Linked DNA regions of Homo sapiens: regions 2 and 3 are each linked to region 1. The links are chromatin contacts, found by Hi-C or POLR2A ChIA-PET in ENCODE. All regions are on one chromosome and are shown on one strand. The core of a region is the stretch at or near the end of the contact, and the rest is flanking DNA. Distances in the headings are between cores, read along the strand shown. Region 1 holds the start of CTBS (chitobiase). Region 2 holds the start of ACADM (acyl-CoA dehydrogenase medium chain). Region 3 holds the start of USP33 (ubiquitin specific peptidase 33).

Region 1 (4,396 bases), core at 1,316-3,815:
AAGATTGCATTCTCAACTGAGGGAAGGGAAAGCCCAAAGGTCGCTACACCTCAGGAGAATTCTGAGATTCTGGAACTGAAAAAGGTCAATGTAGGTAGAGCACAGAAATCCTGCAAGTATGTGGAACTGGATAAAACCTTTAAAGTCGGTAGTGGAAAGATTAAGTAGGACTTCCAAGACCACTGAAGATGTTGTATTTTATCTTGGGATCAGTGGGAATCAATTAGAGTTTTAATTCAGGGGATATGCATTACAAAAGAGATCACTGGGTCCTTGTGAGGGGAATGAATGAGGGAGAGACAGTGGGGATAGCAGCTGTAAAAGTTAAACCAGGCATTTCTTAATTTTTTTTAATTTTTTTTAACTTTTCAGAATTAATTATGCATAACTCATTTTTTCTGCTAAGCAATTGCCTACTGAAATAATAAAAATTCATAATGTGAAATTAAGTGGCCCATTGTTTTCTGACTCATATTTCTATCAAAACTTCTATTTTAGTTCTGATAATTAAGATTCTATTTGTTTAAAAAATACTAAGAGCCTGTGATATAACAGATATCCTTAAAAAAAAAAAAAGCTGGGTGAACTAATTGAAAATATAAGGGGAAAATGCCATGTAGTCTAGTTTTTGTGTTTGAAAAACATAGAAAACGCCAGTAGAGAAAAAGACCATTTACCATGAAGATACAAATAAGCATAATTTTGCTTCTTTGAATAGTTGGTTTTCAAAGTGCCCACAGATATTGCCTAACCCACTAAGTATTGGGTACTACAGTAAATCTTTCAGGTTTTTTTTTTTTCTCTTTTTTGAGACATAGTCTTGCTCTGTCGCCCAGGCTGGAGTGCAGTGGCGTGATCTTGGCTAACTGCAACCTTCCGCCTCCCGCTCCGCCTCCCAGGTTCAAGCGGTTCTCCTGCCTCAGCCTCCCAAGTAGTTCGGATTACATGTGCCCGCCACCACGCCCAGCTAATTTTTGTATTTTTAGTAGAGACGGGGTTTCACCATGTTGGCCAGGCTGTTCTCGAATTCCTGACCTCAAGTGATCCACCCACCTTGGCCTCACAAAGTGCTTCTCAATCTCAAAAAGAGATTGAGAAAATTAAGAAATGTCTGGTTGAACTTTTACAGCTACTGTCCCCACTGCCTCTACCACCGCGCTGGGCCTCAGATTGTATAAAACATTTTAATTGGGAGGCCATTATGCTGAAACAGCTCCAACTGCCTTGGATTTCCTGCTTAAGCAAACTCCAGCCCAAGGTCAACAGTGAAAGGAAACTTAAGCTTAACCTATCAGAAACTGCCAACTAACCTCTAACTAGTAATTTTCCACCAAGTCATAGCTAAATAAGGCAAACAGTCATAGCCAACCAAGTAATTATTTTCCTTTGCTTCCCTGTTCGGCCTATAAAAGCCCATGCTACTAAAGCAGACCTCTCTGAACCCCTTCTGGTTTAAGTACTGCCGATTCATAAGTTGTTCTTTGCTCAAATAAAAAAGGTTATCCTACTTTGTCTGAAGTCTTTCTTTTAATAAGATGTTAGGTTTCCACACTAGGCAGGTTCTCCATAAACACTTTCACCATTTTTATTTCTTCTCCTAAGTCATGTATATATACTTTTTTACTGGCATCTAAGTGTTCTGCCTCAGATTAATGTACTAGATTAAGAACTAGGAATCATGCCTATTTCTACAAAAGAATCGTTCTTTGAATTAAGCCTTTGGACCTTCCTGATGTCATCCAATTCCTGCTTTCAGTCATCGAAGTGGGCAGTCAGGTGGTTTTAATATTGCTCCAGAAGGTGTTTGATTAAAGTTGCCAGAAGCCTTACAAATTGTTATGTAGATAGAAGGAAAATGTACTGAAAGCTATTTTTTTTACCACTCTTCATGGGTGGTTTTGAGGTACTTTAAAGGAAAGGGCTAGCAGGTATAGAAAACTAAAGGTAAGCAAAATACTCTGCATTCTAATGTACTGTTGGAGTGCTGAGATTCTTTCAAACGAAATCCTCGTTCCTTGGAAACATAAATGGATTATCCTACCTTGTTTGCTTTTTACACCCAGAGTGCTTCCGCAGAGGCACAGCAGGGGAATGAAAGGAGCTTGCCTTAGGAGGCAGATCTGGTTTGAACTCTCGCCTGCCTACGCAGGCACTTACAGGCTGTGAGGCCTGAGGAGTTACTCAACTTCTCTGAGCCCGAGCTTCCTCATCTATAAATTGAAGGATCCGTAAACAGGAAGGCCCTCATCGAGTGGTCAAAGCTGGTTTCGGCGCCCACGGCACCTCTCCTTAGGGCTCCGTTCTACCCTAACTTCTCTTCGTGCCCTGAAGCCCAGACCTAGAGGAGCAGAGGAAGGCGCTGACCTCGAAATCTGGATGGTGGCGAATCGGGCGGCAGAGCTCAGGCTCCGGGCATGGGCAGTCGGTCCCGGCCGCGAGCCGCAGCGCCAGCAGCGCCAGCAGCGCCAGCAGCGCTAGACCCGGGACGCCGCTCGGCGGGCTAGAGACGAGGCGCCAGCGTCGAAGCTGCGGCCGGGACATAGCAGCAGGTCTAGCGGGCCGGAGTGGGTTCCTACCGCCTGGGTGGGCGGGGCCTGCTGCGCGTCGGGGCAGGAAGGGGCGGGGAGAGTCGGGAAGGGCGGGGAGGGGCGGGAGGGGCGGGGCTCCGGGGCGGGCGTGGGAGGTCGGGCTTCGAGCGTCCCCGGGCGCTACAGGTGGGTGAAGTTAAGTGGCTGCTGGAGCGTCTCGGGGGACAGCCAGTGTCTGCGGCGCCGAGAGGGCCGTTCGTGGACTCAAATGGGTATCACCCCTACCGTTTATAGTCCTCCCAATAGTCTGCATCTCGTTTTGTCGTGGCTGGTCGTGTACTCCTTGTGGAGTCTGAAGGTACAAGGGGATCCCCAAAATGGAGAAGTGGGTGTCTTTGGAAGGGCCTACTGAGTAACATGGTTGGAGTGGCCAAAAGACTTTGTTTTTCTTTTGCTACTCAAAAGAAAGCTGGAATACCAAAAATTTTTACTTACGGATATCAGGTCTTAGTTAAGATCGTGGTTTGAATTCAAGCATCTAATTTTGCCTACTCTCCTGTTAAAAATCAAGTTTAACAACCTAAACACAAGGACAAAGAGATAACAGCAACAAAATGTTGGAAGCTGGAGAGCACAAGTATGAGTATGAGAGGTAAATCGGAAAAGGGGGAGATTAGTCAAAGGCTGCTCAAGGACTCTGATCGCTAGATCCTTTTTCCAGCTTCATGTCTCTGGGCAGCTGCCCCTCTTTCCCACCACGGGCTCCCACCCCGGCTGAATTCCCTGAAGGGGATAAATTCTCTGCTGAGTGGGTATTCCACCTAAAACGGAGAATAAGTGGCTTTATGCCTACTGAAAACTGAAACCCCTCGCTATCTGATTAACCTAAGAGGCTGAGCAAAGATACTGACATCGGGTTTTCTGGACAAATCATACACCCAGATCACCCTACAGTGAAATTCAAAGTTAAAAGCACCAGCTATCTACTTGGAGCTTCCTCTCTTTGTACTTTTTAATTTTTACTTTTAATCATGGACAGCAACCAAAAAAATCCAATAATGTAGAAAGAAGGGACCCAAACAACAGACAAAGGAATATGGAGGAAGCAGATGCTGCAGGGAGAACACTTTTAAAAATTCTCATAATAGCCCCAGAAAAATAAGAGAAGATGAAGCCACAACAGGGTGCAATAAAAGGGGTAGGGGATTTTTAAAAGTTAATAGAAATAAGAAAGAAGTGAAAAAACTATTAGTAGAAGATAACACTGAGGAATGTAGAGCAAAAACTCTGAAAGATAAGAAAATTGGAAAACGCAGTACAGAGGGGATGAAATAAATAATTCTTAAAGGTGCTTGAGAAGCAGCGTAGTACAAATAAGAAGAAATAAGTAATTTGGGCTGGGCACAGTGGTTCATGCTTGTAATCCCGGCACTGTGGGAGGCCGAGGTGGGCAGATCACTTGAGCTCAGGAGTTTGAGACCAGCCTGGCCAACATTGTGAAACCCCATCTCTACTAAAAATACAAAAATTATCTGGGCATGGTGGCAGACACCTGTAATCCCAGCTACTCGGAAGGCTGAGGCAGGAGAATCGCTTGAACCTGGGAGGTGGAGGTTGCAGAGATCACACCACTGCACTCCAGCCTCAGCAACAGAGTGAGACTCTGTCTCCAAAAAAAAAAAAAAAAAAGAAAAGAAAAGAAATAAGTAATTATCAAGGCTCCAGGACTGAAGAACACGCGTTTTCAGAATGAAAAGCTAGGCCAGGCACTGTGGCTCACACCTGCAATTGCATAACTTTGGCAGGCCAAGGCAGGAGGATTACTTGAGGGCAGGAGTTTGAGACCAGCCTGGGGAACATAGACCCTG
Region 2 (4,396 bases), core at 887-3,386, 8.8 Mb before region 1:
ACCTGTGATCAATTAAGCAGCTGACCAATCGTTACCACCTCCTCCCTGCTCCTGTTACCCAAAAAATAGGAAGGGCTGTGGAAGCTCTGTGGCTGCCTTTGCTCACGAGAAGCAGGGAGCTCTCTTCTTCTTCCCCTGGCCCTTTCCTTAAAACAGTTCCTTTTGTCTTAAGTTATCATTTCTACGTTCGTCCCTTCATTTGATCTCACAATGATGGTCTCAAGCAGTAACAGTAGTAACTGCTGTAACGATGGTCTCAAGTAGTAACCGTGGCAGTTGGCCACACTAACATTCTTTGATATCTGTTGGCCGTAATAAAGAAATCAATGTACTTTGTGCTCTTAGCTGCCACATTTTAGCCTAGATATTTGCCCTGGCATGCTTATACTGGTCCAAGGAAGCATTAGGCCATAGCCTGTTTTCTTCCTTATCTGGAGGTGTTTTTACCTTTCTCAGCATTCCACAAGTTGCTTCCTCCTTCCTTTGTTCTCCTCTGTCTTTGCCTCTTTTGGAAAGTTCTAAGTTGCTAGCCAATCAGGACAAGTACAGAGGTCCCCTTCCAGCCAATGGAAACCGGACACGGTAGTAGGGTGCACGTGTCAGGTTATAAATGACCCTGTCTCCTTTATGCGTGTGTGCTCTCGTGGCAAGACTACTAGCGAGCGGCAACCTTTCTGCAGAAAGTAAACTAGCCTTGCTAAGAGCTCCTTTGTCTCAGTGTTGATTTTTGCAACACTGAGCGCCCGTTCCCAACATCAGTAAGGCTTTTCTTTTTAATGAAAAGCAGCCCCAAATCCTTTTCTAAGAGCAGCCTGTGAAGTCGAGCTGCAGGCACAGACAAACAAGGGGGTAGCTTGCTTGGGTGAATGGTGGCAGGAACTACCGACTAGACATGTTTAAGATGAGGGCTCCATCTTCGCTTCTCTGCCAGCCACGTGTACAGTAAGAAGGGGTTACAATAGGCATATGGGTGATTTTGTGCTTTTCGTTCATCTTTTCTGTGTTTAAAATGTTCAGAATAAGAAATTGGAACAAAGGAGACATGAATAGACAATTCCTAATCATCTTTAAGAGTCCGCTTTGTGTTTTACTTACCACCACCACTTTGAAGGCTTTCTTGCCTATACCAGGACAAACTCAGCTCTTTATCCCTTTTCCGAATTTTCCTGGTACTTTCACTTTGAATATAGCGCTTAATTAACATTCTGCCTTGTACCTAGGACTAACACACTATAAATTCCCAGAAGACAAAGTAGGGGAATACAATAACAGGATATAGAATTTTAACAGCTAAATTAGATGAATTTATGGGTGACCTTTATTGGGCAAAAGAAAATGTTAAGTTAGTATAAGATTTAGTATAAGCTACCATCTCAAAACTCAGGGTCTCACTGGAAGAGAAAGTGACTCCAGGTAGAATTCCTCAGGGAGACATTCACTTCCATCATTCGCTGAACCAGGAGCTTTGGACAGCCTCGGATTGCACCCGCATATCCAAGGACACCACATCAGCGGACAAGTCATAAACAGCCTTGGGAATACGCGGAAAGGTCAAATTTACCTAAACAATTAAATTCTCTTTTAAATTTTAAGGAAACACAAGTATGCTTTCGCTTTAGGTAGGGCATTTGAGAGCAAAATGTACTAATACTTTGAATCCGCCAAGCAGACACGATCTGGGTTTGACCGTTCTCTCCGGGTAAAGGTGAAGGCTGACCACGGGGGCCGCTCTCCCTCCAGGCCCCAGCCACGCCCTCTAACCCAGGTTCCCGTCCTGCACCGCGCCGCAAGTCCCCCCACCGTTCAGCGCAACCGGGCCCTCCCAGCCCCGCCGCCGTCCCCCTCCCCCGCCCTGGCTCTCTTTCCGCGCTGCGGTCAGCCTCGGCGTCCCACAGAGAGGGCCAGAGGTGGAAACGCAGAAAACCAAACCAGGACTATCAGAGATTGCCCGGAGAGGGGATGCGACCCCTCCCCAGGTCGCAGCGACGGCGCACGCAAGGGTCACGGAGCATGCGTTGGCTACCCGGCGCCGGGGACCGCTGCCACCCCGCCTAGCGCAGCGCCCCGTCCTTCCGCAGCCCAACCGCCTCTTCCCGCCCCGCCCCATCCCGCCCACGGGCTCCAGTGGGCGGGACCAGAGGAGTCCCGCGTTCGGGGAGTATGTCAAGGCCGTGACCCGTGTATTATTGTCCGAGTGGCCGGAACGGGAGCCAACATGGCAGCGGGGTTCGGGCGATGCTGCAGGGTGAGAGGGAGCCCAGCGGTGCGGTGGGGCTGGAACATGGGTATTGTGGTGTCGGAGCAGGGGGCCCTGGGCCAAAAATAGGTGCGGCCGGGAGGAGTGGGAAGTCGGGCTGAGGAAGGAGCCAGCCTAGGGGCCCCCAACCTGCTTTCACGCCTCCTACCACCGGACGGAACGTAGCCTAGCGTTTCATTTTCCGTATCCTCCCGTCAGGCGACCCCGTTATAGCCGGCATCCTCTCTTTAGAATATCGTTTTTCTTTCTCTGGTAAACCCTCCAAATATTTACCGCGGGAATCCCACCTTTTTCCAAAGTGACCCCGTCTCTGTGTCAGAACCACGGGAAAAAGAAAAATGGAGCAGCTACTCCTTGAAATACTTAATGTTTAATAAGCTTTTCGTTGTAACGTTTCCACGTTGCTTACGGGAAAAAAAAAAGTAAAAAAAAAACCTGCAGAATTTTATGTGAACTTGTGTGTATATTCTAGTATTGGATCTTAATAGATTCTAAATAAGTTTGTCACTAGATGAATTTTGGTATCTTAAATATTCTTGATATGTTCACACCACTGCCATTTAGATGTCACTTAAAATTAAGTTAAAGTTATGTCTTGGACCAAAAAAGCTGCGGTTTTAGAATAATCCTAAAGAATTGCTGCCCATGTTTTGCTGGTGTTATGCAAGTTAATGTGCAGTGAAGGCAGAAATTGGGAGATTTCAGCTATTTTTAACTCCTACACCAGAAAAGCAGATTTCTCAACCTCCAAGGAAGGATCTAAAAAAAACCTGATATAGAAAACTTACACCCTTTTTCTCTTCTTTAACCCATAAAACTGACACTCTTATATTCCCAAGAAATGCACAAAAGTGTTCAATTCTAGTGGTGCTGTTTCGATATTTGGAATTTCATTGTTCTAGACAGAGAGCCCGAAGTAATAAAACCAATAGTTATATAGCATTAGGCTTTCAAAACATTATCGTACTTTAATCGTCCGAAAATACGCAGTGAGATTAGTCCCATTTTTTGGTTTTGAACGGAAGCTATAAGCAGTTTGTAAACCTGTCTACGGCCACAAATATGGTTGTGGAACCTAGATTCACATTCAGCAATTATAACTCCAGATCCCGTGCTGTTTCTGTTTTCTATTTGCAAACCACCTCTCTAATTAACTGGCTAACTTTGTTATGTAATTAACAGGTTGATGGGCATTGTATTCTGGTAATAGCAACCTTTGCACTTTGTTCTATGTAACATATTTTCCTGAACAGTCACATGTGAAGTGACTTTTTCCCTATTTAAATTCCCTCGGTTGGCCAGGTGCGGCGGCTCACGGTTGTGATCCTAGCACCTTGGGAGGCCTCGGCGGGTTGATCACTTAAGGCCAGGAGTTCGAGACCAGCCTGGCCAAAGCAGGGAAACCCTGTCTTTACTAAAAATAGGAAAAATTAGCTGGGCATGGTAGCATATGCCTGTAATCCCAGGAGGCTGAGTCTGCAGTGAGCGGAGATCTCTCCACCGCACTCTAGCCTGGGTGACAGAGGGAGACTCTGTCAAAAAAAAAAAAAAGTCCCTCAGTAGACCATTTAACCTGGTTTGAGTTCTGACTTTTGTGCATGGTATTTAAAAACGCATTTATAATAGAGTCAGGTTTTTTGTTCTGATTTTTGTGGAATGTTTTCCTTTGTTATGGAACCTAGTGACCAATTAGGATACTAACAGAAAGATCAGTATAGCAAGGTGGTTAATAGCATGCGCTCTTGATAGTAAATGTTAGAATCCTGGTTGCACTAATAGTAGAGTGACTTTGCCTAATTTAGTTGACTTTCTGAGCCTTCGTTTCTTCACATGCGAAAGTGGAATAAAAGTAATGGCTTAATCCTAGACTTGACCTGGGATTCAGTGAATTAACCTGTGTAACGCGACTGTAAATCAGAGTAGATTTGGTCTGTGACTGCTGGACAATAAGCACCAGAGAAACTGTTTCACTTTTTTTTTTTTTTTTTTTTTTGAGACGGAGTCTTGCTCTGTCACCCAGGCTGGAATGCAATGGTGCAGTCTAGGCTCACTGCAACCTCCGCCTTCCGGGTTCAAGCGATTCTCCTGCCTCAGCGTCCCGAGTAGCTGGGACTACAGGTGCGTGCCACCACACCTGGC
Region 3 (4,396 bases), core at 1,368-3,867, 6.8 Mb before region 1:
TGTTGTGTAAAAAATTGCCTCACTTGACTACAAGTTCTTTGAAGGCAGAAACCACGTTTCATTCTTTTTGTTTTCCAAAGGGCCTTGTCCTGGTAGACTCAAAATATTGACCTAACTTAACCTTCTGAACATTTGACAGCATGATTTATTTTGATATACATATTGTTTCTTAAAGACTAGTTCTCAGTATACAATATAGCACATAATTCATGTGCCTTTTTATAGATAGTTAAAAGCAACTGTACTCATCTCACACTCTTTGGAGTTTTCCCACTTATCAAAATGTTCCTGCAGACACATGTACACTTTTAAAGTTTAAAAACTACACTAAATAGAGCTGTTACTTATTCCCTTCCTTTTTAGAAATGGTTACATTTCACATTTCTCACCAAAAATCTTTCAGCATTTTATGTACTTCATTTTCTTGTGAAGAGTCCACAGTCTTGTCATATGTTATAGTTCACAGTGCTCCAATCTTAATCTATCTGAATTCCCAATCTGTATCAAAAGCTGCTTTGGCAACATTATTTCAGGCTTTACGAAATTCTGATCCTTACACAATCTTGAAATGTTTCTGTCATGGGGAAAGACTTTATTTCTTGGCATTCGGAGCTCAGAGGACTGGCATGAGGATCAAGTAAGACTGTGTAAGTGAAAGGTCACAGAAAATTCTAATACTACTACATAAATGTAAGAATTATCATCTCAATTCTGAATTTCAAATATTTAAAATCACCTATTTACTACAATCTAATGTCATTAAACTGCAGTTATATAAAAAGACTTGCTTACTGTTAAGTTATAAAAAGTTCAGAAAAGACAGAAAAAAAGTGAAACTGGCCATAAACCAGATCATAAATAGGAAGCAATCTTAAGTAGACTATCCCTCTTGCACATATCAGGTCAAATATTTTATTCCAATAATATTTTTTGTACTGTCCTTTTTTTTTTTTTTTTTTTTTTTGAGACAGAGTCTCGCTCTGCTGCCCAGGCTGGAGTGCAGTGGCATGATCTCGGCTCATTGCAAGCTCTGCCTCCCGGATTCACGCCATTCTCCTGCCTCAGCCTCCCAAGTAGCTGGGACTACAGGCACCTGCCACCATGCCCGGCTAATTTTTTGTAATTTTTAGTACAGACGGGGTTTCACCGTATTACCCAGGATGGTCTCGATCTCCTGACCTCGTGATCGTCGGCCTCCCAGAGTGCTGGGATTACAGGCGTGAGCCACCGTGCCCAGCCCTGACCTTTCTTTCAATCCTGCCAAAGTAATGAAATAATACAAAGCTCCTAGCATTGTGTAACTATTTCTATTATTTTTTCATAAAACTAGCATTGTCTTTAAGATTCCTATTTTCTCTCTTATTTATAATAGTATGAATTCACTAACAATATTTGTATTATGCTCAAATCAAATAGCCTATGACGATAATGTGACTTGGTCAGACCTTTCCAAATAAGACAGTAGGAAAAACGGAACTAGGACGGCCTTGTTACTTTTTGTAACACGTTTTTCTTAAAGGAAAAATAATCTGATTAAACTTAAAAATTCTCTACATCCACATAGTTATTAAGCAAAAGGCCTAGAGATCGTTACGGTAAAATTCACCTTCAATTTAAGTCTATGCTCCTGCCAGAATTTCACCCTCTGGCTCAATTTTCCAGGCCTAATACTGATTCTATGAGAATGTAAACTCCAACGGTACTTGAGTGCAAAACACCCAGGAAAATCTCATCGTCCAAGAGCTCAACGTAAAACCCTGTAAATATTCAAATGAAGAGCGTTTTGTATACGAGAAATATAAGTAAAGGTCTGGGAAACCACACACTATGGATCTTTCATCCAAACAAAGGCTGCAGATGGACAGAAGGTAAGGGGTAACCTCTCAGTCAAGATCAAACATTGGTCGAAGAAAAATTCCAGGGACGATGACACCTCGGTTTTTCCGTTCACAACAACAAACAACGGGGCCGGCCCCCTCAACAGCGCCGAAAAGCGAAACCAGAACCCAGGAGCCGGCGCGCTGCAGGGCTTTCAGTCACCCACTGAGAGGGACTGGCAAGCCTGAGTGGGGAGACCGAGGAAGGGAGCAGAGCCCCCGCTTCTCGGGCTCACCTGCACCTCCCGCTTCCAGGGAAGAACCCCTGAGGACCCTTCCTCAAATCAACGACCGGTTCCCATCCTCCACCGACCGTTGACAGGGCGACCACTAGATTATCTCTGCAACGCAGAGCACCGAGGGGCCAAGGCCTTCTTCCCGCCCGCGAACCCGCCGCCACCCAGGACCAAGAAAAAGAGGCTGCTGCAGCGGCCGCAACCCCAGCGCGCGGAAGCGAGAACAGAGACCGGACCCCGGACGCGAGCGAAACGCCCTTGGGCCCCGCGCCCCTCCCAGCAGCGCCGCGCTCACCTCCACGGCCTGGCCCGCGGGACCCGCCAGCTCGACCAACAACGGCCTGCAGCCGCACCTCCGCAAGCTCCTCTTTTCCTTCTCAGCTCTCGGAGAGGGGCAGTGTCGCGTCAGGAGGGCCGGAAAACGGCCCCGCAGCGCTGCCCTCGGGGGGTCCGCCTCCTGAACTGGCCACTTCCCGCAGCAGCCGCGGCTCCTTCCGGTGTCTCCGGGGCCGCCGCAGGCGTCTCCGGCGATAGGGGAGGTGGGGGCGGAGCCTCGATGGGAGCCCGCCCCAGGGGCGGGGCCACGGGAGCCAGGCCCAGGTGCGGGGACCCAGGCCGGCTCCCTACTCTGACTGCAAACTAACTGTACAGGGTATGTGCAGCAGTTTGAGGCTGTGAGCTTTTTTTTTTTCGTTTTTCACATGTTTTCTCCTTCTCTTTCACAGTCACACACTACGACCATTATAAGGTCTTGTCTCGATGCATTACAAAAACTGCATTAAGGCTGGCCACTGAAGGGCCTCAGGTTTCCAAACTTGAGCAAAGAAATATTAGACTTAACTTATCCCAATTCAACATTGTATTTCCTCCTTTCATCTTTCTTCCCCCAACTTCTTAGGACCTAGATTCTCTGAAAGCAATTATGTTTCCCTTTTCCACCTATGCAAAGAAGAAATTTATCTCACCATTTTCTCCTTAGGCTAAAATCAAGAGGATCAAATCAAATATTTATTGAAACCTTAGTATCTGCTTAATGCCTGGAGCATGGAAGGAGTCCTGCCTTCTAATTATGTAACTGTTAAAATGCACTCGATTGAGGTTCAAATCTATGAATAAAAAAGGTTATATTAATAAAAAATTGTTAAAATTGCCAGTTTCAATCTGTCTCATGACATCTGACTTTTTGGTCTCCAAAATGGGAGCATGTACCAAAGTATCATGCAAGATGCTCAGTCTCCATTGGAATAGGTAGAAAATATAAAAGCTTCTACTTATTTTTATGGTAAAAATGAAATAAATTAACCATGATACAAAATTCTAGGTAGGGATTGACACTCAGGCCTCAATTTGCACCACAAATGATTGCCTATCCTCGGTTCACTGAGGAGAATAGAAATTTCACAGAATAGAAGTTTCACAGGCAGGCGCCATGGTTCATGCCTGTAATCCCAGCACTTTGGGAGGCCGAGGCGGGTGAATCACTTGAGTTCGAGACTAGCCTGGGCAACATGGCGAAACCCCATTTCTACTAAAAATACAAAAATTCGCCAGGCATGGTGACAGGCACCTGTAGTCCCAGCTACTCAAGAGGCTAAGAGTGGAGGATCACTTGAGACCAGGAGTTTGAGGTTGCAGTGAGCCATGATTGTGCCACTGCACTTCAGCCTGGGTGACAAAGTGAGATATTCTCTGGGAAAAAAAAAAAAAGATGCCGTTAGGAGATGAAAAGTTGTCTCCAGCCGGGCACAGAGCCTCACACCTGTAATCCCAGCATTTTGGGAGGCCAAGGCGGGTGGATTACCTGAGGTCAGGAGTTCAAGACCAGCCTGACCAACATGGTGAAACCCCCATCTCTACGAAAAATACAAAAATTAGCCAGGTGTGGTGGCGCGTGCCTGTAATCCCAGCCACTCAGGAGGCTGAGGCAGGAGAATTACTTGAACCCAGGAGGCAGAGGTTGCAGTGAGCCAAGATAGAGCCACTGAACTCCAGCCTGGGCAACAGAGGAGGACCCTGTCTCAAAAAAAAAAAAAAAAAAAAAAAAAGCTGTCCACAGAGGAGATCTACAGAAGAAAAAAAAAGAAGAGAGACAGAGAGAGAAGAAAAGTTAGGCCAGCAAATAGAATTTATTTGAAATACATATAATTGAAAAGGGGCTCAACTCCATATGTATTTCCAGAAATCAATTTTTAAAAAAACAGGCGACCAAATAGAAAAATAGACAAAAGTCACTTCCCCAGAAATTCTTCTATTGAAAATGTATCAGGGGTATTCTGTTCTTAC

The links. Hi-C counts contacts between places; a loop is a spot of excess contacts on that map. ChIA-PET counts read pairs that join two places held with the same protein, here RNA polymerase II (POLR2A). Pooled maps may share reads with other maps.
Region 2: a pooled map shows a loop between it and region 1 (6-fold over the local background). The contact joins the promoter of ACADM here to the promoter of CTBS in region 1. A Hi-C loop is called at or near these places in 3 of 50 pooled maps. POLR2A ChIA-PET finds 5 or more read pairs at or near these places in 2 of 52 experiments (OCI-LY7 and activated B cell).
Region 3: a pooled map shows a loop between it and region 1 (9-fold over the local background). The contact joins the promoter of USP33 here to the promoter of CTBS in region 1. A Hi-C loop is called at or near these places in 2 of 50 pooled maps.

The regions. Positions count from the first base shown.
Region 1 is chr1:84,571,875-84,576,270 of GRCh38, forward strand. CTBS (chitobiase) reads right to left here and starts at 2,566. Exons shown (of 7, transcript NM_004388.3): 1 at 2,365-2,566. The coding sequence starts at 2,541. RefSeq lists enhancers at 1,156-1,205, 1,919-2,018, 2,129-2,418 and a silencer at 2,579-2,698.
Region 2 is chr1:75,722,573-75,726,968 of GRCh38, forward strand. It overlaps ACADM (acyl-CoA dehydrogenase medium chain), which reads left to right and starts at 2,137. Exons shown (of 12, transcript NM_000016.6): 1 at 2,137-2,245. The coding sequence starts at 2,216. It also overlaps a transcript of SLC44A5 not described here. RefSeq lists enhancers at 1,523-1,612, 2,263-2,352 and silencers at 1,983-2,032, 2,083-2,132.
Region 3 is chr1:77,757,235-77,761,630 of GRCh38, forward strand. USP33 (ubiquitin specific peptidase 33) reads right to left here and starts at 2,618. Exons shown (of 24, transcript NM_201624.3): 1 at 2,409-2,618. RefSeq lists a silencer at 2,528-2,807.